Linked DNA regions of Homo sapiens: region 2 is linked to region 1. A link is an interaction called in ENCODE POLR2A ChIA-PET data of the cell type or tissue named here. Cell type or tissue: PC-3. All regions are shown on one strand. Links, peaks and the distances in the headings refer to the core of each region. The heading gives the core; the rest is flanking DNA. Region 1 overlaps POC1B-DUSP6 (POC1B-DUSP6 readthrough). Region 2 overlaps POC1B-DUSP6 (POC1B-DUSP6 readthrough).

Evidence for each region. Peaks named below come from ENCODE experiments on the same cell type or tissue, not always from the same donor. Only the 100,000 strongest peaks of a DNase experiment are listed, where the experiment ranks them.
Region 2: POLR2A ChIA-PET joins it to region 1 with 8 read pairs; 2 of 35 experiments call an interaction of 5 or more read pairs at or near these places.

What each region holds. Positions count from the first base shown.
Region 1 is chr12:89,506,058-89,511,442 of GRCh38, reverse strand. The region is part of intron 2 of POC1B-DUSP6 (POC1B-DUSP6 readthrough); the gene reads left to right. All of the region lies in intron 2 of POC1B (POC1 centriolar protein B), which reads left to right. Among named protein-coding and RNA genes, the nearest start is that of GALNT4, 16 kb to the left of the region's middle. In PC-3, for the core only: no CTCF peak of the experiment used is centred there; no DNase peak of the experiment used is centred there; H3K27ac peaks cover 955 bases.
Region 2 is chr12:89,431,673-89,437,057 of GRCh38, reverse strand. The region is part of intron 9 of POC1B-DUSP6 (POC1B-DUSP6 readthrough); the gene reads left to right. All of the region lies in intron 10 of POC1B (POC1 centriolar protein B), which reads left to right. All of the region lies in intron 1 of LOC105369889 (a long non-coding RNA gene), which reads right to left. Among named protein-coding and RNA genes, the nearest start is that of DUSP6, 82 kb to the right of the region's middle. In PC-3, for the core only: no CTCF peak of the experiment used is centred there; no DNase peak of the experiment used is centred there.

The DNA of each region.
Region 1 (5,385 bases), core at 198-5,197:
TTATCAGGAATTTTTTTTTTTTTTTTTGAGACAGAGTCTCACTTTGTTGCCCAGGCTGGAGTGCAGTGGCACCATCTCAGCTCATTGCAACTTCTGCCTCCCGGAGTCAAGCGATTCCCCTGCCTCAGCCTCCCAAGTAGCTGGTGTGCAACACAGTGCCTGGCTAACTTTTTTGCATTTTTAGTAGAGATGGGATTTCACCATGTTGTCCAGGCTGGTCTCGAACTCCTGACCTCAGGTGATCTACCCGCCTCAGCCTCCCAAAGTGTTGGGCTTACAGGCGTGAGCCACTGCACCTGGCCAGTCAGGATTATTTTGAATATGGAATGAAAAGGCCTGAGAGGGAATGTATTTCAAATGTACAAAGTTATCTAAAATATGTACTGTTTGGCCAGGCATGGTGGCTCACGCCTGTATCCCAGCACTTTGGGGGGCCGAAGTAGGCAGATCACCTGAGGCCAGGAGTGTGAGACCAGCCTGGCCAACATGGTGAAACCCTGTCTGTACTAAATACAAAAAAAATTAGCCAGTGTGGTGGGCACCTGTAGTCCCAGCTGCTTGGGAGGCTGAGGCAGGAGAATTGCTTGAACCCAGGAGGCAGAGGCCGCAGTGAGCTGAGATTGTGCCACTGTATTCTAGCCTGGGCGACAGAATGAGACTCCATATCAAAAAAAAAAAAGAATAAAAACATATTTCTTCCTCCAGTGACGAAACTAATTTGTTGCTGAAAATATCAATAGCAAAAACTGCAATTTTGCACAACCTAATAATTGTAAAACTGGACAAAATATATGTGAGTTAGCTGTTTTCAGGCACTGACCTACAGAGAGTGTGAAAACTATGATCTTTGCAAGAAAGAAAACATGCAAGGTGATGATCTCCTTGGCTTTCTTCCTGGGAGCACTTTTCCTGCTGCACAGCAGAGAGGTAGAGCAGCCTCAGAGTAACAGCCTGGCTGAGCTCAGGATGTGCAGAGTGGGAAACTGTGAGACTACCAGGGATCTCTCACTGCTAGACTGAGAGCTGAATGATACTAATGACCATGCAGGGCTGGATGTCTAGGTCTCTAGCTCCAACAAAGAGGAAATCTCTCTGAGCACTTCAGACATTGAGTTGAGACACCAGAAAGGCCAGGTCTTTAGGAATCAGGACCACACCTGAAAGAAAGGGCCATGCCCTAGGACTAATTTCCAAGCTCAAGCAGACCCATGCTACCAAAGAACAAAAGGAAGTGTACAAGAACAAAAAGGAGCCACCTATAATTTAATTGCCTCCCAGTTAAAAAAACGAAACAGGCTGGGCGTGGTGACTCACACTTGCAAACCCAGCATTTTGGGGGGCCAAGGCAGGTAGATCACTTGAGGCCAGGAGTTCGAGACCAGCCTGGACAATATGCTGAAACCCTGTCTCTACTAAAAATACAAAAAAAATTAACTGAGTGTGGTGGCGCATGCTTGTAATCCCAGCTACTTGGGAGGCTGAGGCACAAGAATCACTTGAACCCGGGAGGCAGAGGTTGCAGTGAGCCAAAATCGCCCCACGGCACTCCAGCCTGGGCAACAGAGTGAGACTCTGTCGCAAAAAAACCAAAATTGAATCCTGAACTCTAGTTAGTGGGATTGTTTTTGCAGTGGTGTGGTTCCATGATTCTGAAACTACTGTTTGTATTTTAGGATTGAGCAAAGATATATTGAGCATGGGAGCCAGGTTTCTTATTGTGGGAAAAGAGAGTCACAGATATGGAAAAAAGGAGGGCAAGAATGTATTCTGTGGTGTTAGATTAGAACTCATGGTTTTTAATACCTATATCAATTGATATACCTACATATAGATAGATAATAGCTTTCTATTTATAGCTAATTTCTTAGTTCTGCCCGTTGAGATTTCTGTCTTACTCCTTAGCTCTGTTCACTGACACACCAGTAGCAATAAGCAAACATTGTGCCCAGATATTGGTTTCTAAATACCATTATCCATTAAAAGAAATCAGAGCTTTTGGAGGGGAAAAAAAAAGGCCCATTTCAGGGCTGGAGTGGGAGAAGTACATCTTAGAACATCGTGTAATTCTAGAAAATAAGGGAGTATTTGAAGAATGGAAATATATCAAAAGGACACAGAGGCCAGCTTTTAAAGGGGCTTTCATTTGCCAAATCTGGAACAATTTGAGAGTCAAAATAAATGATAGTTATGGATTATAACCTGTTGAATTAAATAATCTATGCATTCACACTGATAAAAATAAGTAAATGAGTAAACAGATAAATGGAGGAAAATGGATGGTTCTTCCTTACAACAGTAAATACATTTTTAAAATATTCATTAACTTACTAATTAAACATCAATTAAGTAGTAAATCATAGAATGATGGGTTAGAAAATTATGAAAGGATGCTAAAATTAGTGTGTGACAGTTTGGTGAGGAAGACGATATTTATATAGTCTTGTCTCTCCATCTATTAGTCTGTTCACACACTTCTATAAAGAACCGCCTAAGACTGGGTAATTTATAAAGGAAAAAGGTTTAATTGACACATAGTTTCACATGGCTGGGTAGGCCTCAGGAAATTTAGGATCATAGCCTAAGGGGAAACAAACACATCCTTCTTCACATGGCAGCAGGAGAGACAAGTGCAGAGCAAAGGTGGGGAAGCTCCTTATAAAACCATCGGATCTTGTGAGAAATCACTCACTATCATGAGAACAGCCCCCATGATCTAATCACCTCCCACAAGGTCCCTCCCCCAACACATGGATTATAATTCGGATTACAATTCAAGATGAGATTTTCGGTGGGGACACAGCCAAACCATATTATGCTACAAGTTACTAATTAATTCCAAAGGGAAAAATAGTAACTTTACATGGTAGAGGTAGGATCACCTAAACCAAGCAATCAAAGTAAACATCAACACTATTAGGACAAAGAGACATCATGTGCACCCTAATATGATGCACTGCTAAGGGTACAACATAACTTTTGTGATATTCTTGTCAAAATTATATCTTCAATCTAATAAAATTAACAAACATGCTACCAAAATAACAAGCCTATAGTCTTCAAGAACATCAAGGTCAATAAAGACAAAGAGCAACCTAAGAACTCTTCTGTAATTTTTCTGTAAGCTTAAAATTATCAAAATAAAAATTTACCAAAAATAAGAGGGAAAAGGGAATGAGGCAGCTCTAGGTATTAACAAAACATTGTCTCCAACATATATCATGCTAAGTAGACTGAGGAAGCAAGATAGAGAGGCAAAATGCAGAATAGCAAGAATAATATACTACCATTTGTATAAAAAGCATATGAGAATAGACACACACATTTGTATAAGCACAAAGGATTCCCCAGAAATTAGTAATGCTGGTTGCTTCTGGGAAGGAGAACCAGGTTGCCAAGGACTAGAAGGAGATTTCATTAAATGCTGTTTTGTAATGTTGGAATTCTGTAATATTGGAATTCTGTTTCAGGTACACATATTACCAACTGAAAAGATACGTAAGATAATTTGTAAGAAACAAAAAACTGGAGACGGTAACATTTCTTTTCAGAAAATAGTGTTCCAGACAGAGCCTCTAAGTAACTGCAGCTGATTTTGGTCAAATCAATGAGTGAGAAAGCTTGAGTTGACTCAAGGAAGTTATTGGTACTTAAGGTGACACAAAGACGGGTGGCCATTTGGACATTGTGTGACAGACAAAGAGCAAACATGTTTTCCATTTGTTGTTCTTTGTTGTCACCTCCAGAGACAAAGCACTGACCTAGGTAAGCATGGGCTTTGTTCTTTCTTCTGCCAACAGGGATTTCTTGAAACAATGGATTATTGTTATAGAACATAAATAGTTTTTTTAAACTGGTAGATTACTAGTTAATGTTTTCCCTTAATTTCCTCCCTTTTGACATTTTATCTCGAAATAGACCCGTTGAAGATGAATGGTACAAGCTTTGACATTTTAAATTATGTGGTAATGTTTATATAGGGTGTGGTTTAATGGAAATGTATGAAAGCAAATTCCAAGTTGACACAGTACAACACTGACATCAATAACCAAATACATTTTATTATCATGGTATTAGGGTTTGGTAGGACAGTTCTTTCCTAAGAAAGAAGGTTAAGGAAGTAAAGAGGGAAATTCAATGTTGGTTTTCATAGTTTTTTTTTTTTTTTTTTTTTTTTTTGAGACAGGGCCTTGCTCTGTCTGGAGCAGGCTGGAGTGCAGTGGCGCAATCGTGGCTCAGTACAGCCTCTATCTCCCACCTCAGCCTCCCCCACCCCCACAGAGTAGCTGGGAATACAGGTGCAGGTCACCATGCCCAGCTAATTTTTTTGTTATTTTTTGTAGAGACGGGGTTTCGAGACGTTGCCCAGCTGGTCTCAGACTTCTGGGCTGAAGTGATCTGCTGCCTTGGGGGTCGTAATATGTTATATAATATGTATTAACTCCCTCCTATTTTCTTCTGACTCCATGCCTTTCTGGCTTTGATCCCACTTTCTTGAGGAAGAAAACACATGGACAAATTCTGATGTTAGGAATATTTTAAGTATATATCTTCAATATTATTTATCCAGGACCAAAGTAAGTCCTGATGCAGGAAATGAGTGAGTTTCACAGCTTTCTGAGCCCCTACTCGACCCAGGAAGCCCCGCTGGAACCTCCTCTCTCTTGGGCCCAGGGCCAGCTTTGTGGGCATACCTCCTGTACAGTTGCACAGGGCCCCATGCTTAGTTTAATGCTATGAAATTCTTAATTATTTTCCTATAAGAGCTTCACATTTACGTTTTGCACTAGGCCCTGCAAATTATGTAGCAGGTCCTGATCAGGCCTGATTTTACTAAACCTCATTTGACACACTTGTCACCCTCTTGGAATGCTCCTTCTCTTCCTGGACACCACAATGTCCTTGTTCCTCTCCTACTTCGTTTGTGGCTCCTTCCTTTGCTCTTCCTTATCTGAACGTTAAGTGTCCTCAACCTCTTCTTTATCTGTACTGATTTCCTCAGTGATCCCATCTAGTTTACAGTCTTTAGTACTTTCTCTAAGTTACTACTAACAGAGAAAACTTTAGCAATAATAGCTACATTTGAGTATTTTTCATGTGGCAGGCATAAATTGCAAGTACTATTTCCTTTAATACTTTTAACACCTCATTTTGCAAATGAAATGTCCTGGGCACAGAGAGGTGGAATAACTTGCCCAAGGGCACACAGCAGTAAGTGACAGCATGGATTTGAACACAGTGAGTCTAATTTCACAGGGTGTTCTTTTAACCACCACACTGTACAGTCAGAACCTCTCCCTGGGCTCCAGGCGGGGTATATCCATCTTCCTACTTGACATTTTCACTTGTATGTCTAATTGGCATCTCAAAACTACTATGTCCACCCCA
Region 2 (5,385 bases), core at 100-5,099, 74 kb after region 1:
TAAGTTCTGTTTACTGATTGTACATGGGAGAAGAGGGAAGAGTCAAGAATATCTCTCAAATTTTTGGCTGCTGGCTGGATAATGGCACTGTTTATTAGGACAGGAAGAGACAGGAGTTGGGTGTGGAGCATCCAGTACAGAAATCTGGATTTGAGAATCTTGACTTGATTGATTCAGACACTTGGTCCCACAGGGTGACCCGTAAACTGCTGCTCCATAGTATTCGATAATGATTATGATAAAGAGATGATCTACATTAATTGCACCTCATTTATCAAGAGGCATCATTAAAAGAATGCTTGTTTTTTTTGTTTTTTGGGTTTTTTTTTGGTTGTTTTTTTTTTGAGATTGAGTCTTGCTCCATCGCCCAAGCTGGAATACAGTATAGCGATCTCGGCTCACTGCAACCTCCGTCTCCCAGGTTCAAGTGATTCTTCTGCCTCAGCCTCCCAAATAGCTGGGACTACAGGCACATGCCACCAAGCCCAGCTAATTTTTGTATTTTTAGTAGAGATGGGGTTTTGCCATGTTGGCCAGGCTGGTCTCAAACTTCTGACCTGAGGTCATCCACCCATCTCAGCCTCCCAAAGTGCTGGGATTACAGGCATGAGCCATTGTGCCCAGCAAAGAATGCTTATTTGAATCATGCTGGTTATTTGGTAAATTCTGAGACTGAAATTTTAAATGGATAAAGCCCATCATGTTTAATGGCTATGAAACATAACGGGTTTTGTTTCGTATAAAGTATGTCATAATGTAGTGACATGCTTTAGTGGTATCATGACTTCCTCTTTAAAAACTTCCTGCGGTCGTGCACGGTGTCTTGTGCCTGTAATCCCAGCACTTTGGAAGGCCGAGATGGGTGGATCACAAGGTCAAGAGATCAAGAGATCAAGACCATCCTGGCCAACATGGTGAAACCCCATCTCTACTAAAAATAGAAAAATTAGCTGGGAATGGTGGTGTGCACCTGTAGTCTCAGCTACTCAGGAGGCTGAGGCAAGAGAATCGCTTGAACCTGGGAGGCAGAGGTTGTGGTGAGTCGAGATCGTGCCACTACATTCCAGCCTGGCGACATAGTGAGATTCTGTCTCAAAAAAAAAAAACAAACAAACAAGAAAAAAACTTCCTGCTTACTCATCTGTGTGTATGTTCATACACACACATGCATATGCGTGTTTGAGAAAAGATATATTATCATAATTCTTCATCATTCTGATTATAAAGTAAAAGAATCTAGCTCATATTCTCTTTGACTCATGGCATCTATGAAAAGTATTTTTGAATTTTATGGTTAAATTTGAATGTTATTTTTGGTGGGCCATTTTTCCCCATGGTAATTATAGGAAAAAAAATCTTTCTATGTAAACATAGCCATTGTTTTTATTATCTTTGCTTTCTGAGTTTCTTCCACCAGCAAAATAAGAAAGGAGGAAAACACCTACATGATTTTACACGTGAAAATATATGGAGGAAAAATATTTAAACTGCATCATGTTATCATAGAATCTTATTTTTTGTTATTTATGATGAAGGATTTGATACTCTACTCATAAGCAATTTAAGAATGCTATTGTGGCTGGGCACGGTGGTTCACGCCTATAGTCCCACCACTTTGGGAAGCCAAGGCAGGTGGATCACCTTAGGTCAGGAGTTTGAGACTAGCCTGACCAATATGGTGAAACCCTGTCTCTACTAAAAATACAAAAACTAGCTGGGTGTGGTGGTGTGCACCTGTAGTCCCAGCTACTCAGGAGGCTGAGACAAGAGAATTTCTTGAACCCAGGAGGCGGAGGTTGCAGTGAGCCGAGATGGCACCACTGCACTCCAGCCTGGGCAACAAAGTGAGACTCCATCTCAAAAAAAAAAAAAAAAAAAGAATGTCATTCTTCCTGGAGATTTTTATGCCACAGTTTTTCAACTGTATCCAGTTATATAATCTTTATCATAGGGTTAAATATTTTTTATTAATTTCATAGATCTAATTGTTTGATGTTAGATTGGCTTCCTATATTATTGTTAGGAAATCATTTTTCATCCAGTAAAACAATGGAACTAGATTTTTAAAATAGATGATAGATCTTTGTCTGCTAAGTTTTTTTAGAAAAAATATTAAATACATTTTTCACTCAGCTGCCTGAAAATGAAAATCTTTTATCCCTTTTAAAACTACATCTGAAAATATCTTATTTTTTTCTTTGGGGTTTGTTGAACAGTGTGAAAGATAACTATAGATCTTTGCCTTATTCACTTAGCATGTTGTGTAAAAGATTCTTGTTGAATTTGTTATGGAACAGATAATGAGGATGGATCCCTTACTCTGAATGCCCTTCAAAGTGTAATGGCACAGTTCACAAAAGAAGTAATGGCTACTTGTTTTCCCTTTTGAGTTTGCAGGAAATTTTATGCAGAAAGTTGGTGTTATGTTCATTTGGAGTATCATTAATTAAGATCCATCTGGTGCAGTGCACTTTTAGATCAGCATACAGCATTAGGAAGTAGATCCTCCTTTGAGGAATTAATGGTTTGTGTTTTCTTAATCATATAAGAAGTGAAACATAGAAGGAAATTTTTATACAGATTCCATTTGTCCTAGCTGTATACTACCCATTAATGGCTTCAAAATTAATAGGTTTCTCTAGAGATTATAATAAAGATTAAAGACAAAGACAGACAGTAGACTTGTAGCCTCAGCTGTCTTTTCCGAGGTGACTGAATTAATCATTTGGATATTTCAGTTGATAGCTACATGGTATATTTTTCAAGTCTTCTGATAAAAATGCAATTTCCAATTTGCTCTCAAGAAGAAAAAGCAAAGTCCTCTATAAAATCTTATCCCCAAAGCTGAAGGTTCTTTCTTTGAGAAAAAGATGTATGTTTTCTCCTGAGGGACAAACAAGTCTTAATTCAGCAAATTTAGTTTGGAGGACAAAATTTCACATGACATTTTTTGATTATATCCTAGTCATACTTTTAAGTCAATCAGACTTGATCAGATGAGTATGTTCCTACAAGGATACATAATCCACTGTTCAGAAGACAGAAAATTGTCATTTTTTCCTTCAGGATCAACAGCCTATGTTTTCAAGAATGTTAAGAATTGAAAATGAATTCTTTGTTGTGGTCCTGTGACAGCCCCATCTGGGTGAGTCTGCAGTTCCTTTTTCTGTTTCCCTAATGGATCCATCCACTCCTTAGTCAACATTGGCTTTTGATCTTAAGAAACGAACCAAATTTAGAGCAAAACTCTGAGTCACTTCTGAAAGGCAGCCATCCTCTTTGTCAAGATTCTCAGATGAACTCTGTGACTATCCGAGTCCTTTGTGCTGATGGCAAACTTAGTGTAAAGCCTCCCACTCTTTGGCCAACACTCTTCTAGTCCTCCCATTTTGGTAATTCGTCAGCCCCAGAAAGGCGTCCATCCAGCAAGCCTCCTGCTTTACACTGCCTGCTCCCTGTGTCTGGGCCTCCTTTACCCAACTTACATTCTGTGGTCCATCATTACATCCATGGTCTTGTCCCTTTCTCCCTCTGTTATCCTCACCTAGAAAAATGCCAACCTGGGTTAAATCTGTTTCTCTGGCTCCTTCACACCTACACCCAAGGGGCTGGATTTGACTAGACAGCCATCTTGGCTCGTCTCACCATAAATTTATTTACACAAAGCTCCATGGGCACTCAGCCACTGTCTATCCAGCCCATTTATCGAGTAGTTATCCCCTCACTCTCCTGTGTCATCAGTGCTCTCTTTATGCTTGCTCTTTCTATCAGCACACATTTGTGATATATTTCTCATCTTTATAAATGAAAACCTCATTTGGCCCCTCATCCCTTTCCAGCTCCTGTCTCATTGCTCTTCTCCCATTTATAGCAAAAGTCTTCTAAAAAAAATTGTTGCTTAGATTCACTGTCTTTATTTCTTCACTTTGCATTCTTCTGAGTGCTATCCAATCAAGCATTCATCCCCACTCTTCCATTCATGTCAGGGTCCGAAGGACTCATCTCGGTCCACCTGTGTGTGGCACTTGATCCTGGTGATCACTGTTTCCTCCTGGAAGCTCTTTCCTCACTTGACTTCTGGGCCAGTAGTCTTCAACCTCAAGGGCCACCAGTCACCTTTCCTGCTCCTGCCTTCTAAAGTCTCTGCAACTCTTCTCTTGTTTGGCTCCTTCCTAGTGATCATAGACCCATGGATAAAAAGATCTACGTGCCAGTAACTCCCAAATTTATATTTCTAGACCCAGCTTCTCCACAGAAATCTAGAATCATATATTTCCAATTGTATTAATGACTGTTCCCCTTGAAAGTCTGATAGGCCTCTCAAACATAACACGTCCAAAATTTATTCTTTACCACTTCTCCATAAAATTTGCATCAGCATAGCTACATCATAACACAGCACATTGCTTAGCTTTATTTTTCTTCCTAACCCTTGTCACCTAGCATTACATCACATATCTACATATTTACTTTTCTCCTTCACCCACTAGAGTATAACCATGATAGCAGGGCCTCTTTATTCACTCCTTGAGGTAGGCAGAACAACCATTCCTCTCAAAAATATTTATGTCTTCATCCCCAGAATCTATGAAAATGTTTCCTTACATGGCAAAGAGGGCTTTGCCAATGTGATTAAGTTAAGGCTTTTTTTTTTTTTTTTTTTTTTTTTTTTTTAAGAAACAGAGTCTCGTTGCCCAGGCTGGAAGTACAGTGGCTCGATCTGGGCTCACTGCAACCTCCACCTCCCAGGTTCAAGTGATTGTCCTGCCTCAGCCTCCTGAGTAGCTGGGACTACGGGTGCATGCCGCAACACCTGGCTAATTTCTTTTGTATTTTAGTAGAGACAGGGTTTCACCGTGTTGCCCAGGCTGGTCTCAAACTCTTGAGCTCAGGCAATCCGCCCACCTCGACCTCCCAAAGTGCTAGGATTACAGGCATGAGCCACCATGCCCGGCCAAGTTAAGGCTCTTGAGATGGGGAGGTTATCCTGGATTATCTGACCGGGCCCCATATAATCACAAGGGTCCTTATACGGAAAGAGGGATTCATGAGAATTAGAGAAGATATAACAATTAAAGCAGTTATTGGAGTGATGCAGCCATGGGCTAAGGAATGTGGACAGCCTCTAGAAGCTGGAAAGGCAAGGAATGGATTCTCTCCTAGAGCCTTCAGAAGGAATGCAGCTTACTGACACCTTGTTTTTAGCCCCGTTAATCCTGTTTTGGACTTGCAATCTCCAAAACTATAAGATAATAAATCTATGTTGTTTTAAACCACTAAGTTTGTGGTAATTTGTTACAGCAGCAGTAGGAAATGAACACAGTCCTGTATCTCTGGCACCTGGAATTTTGCCTGGCACATAGGTGCTAAATAAAATAATTTTGC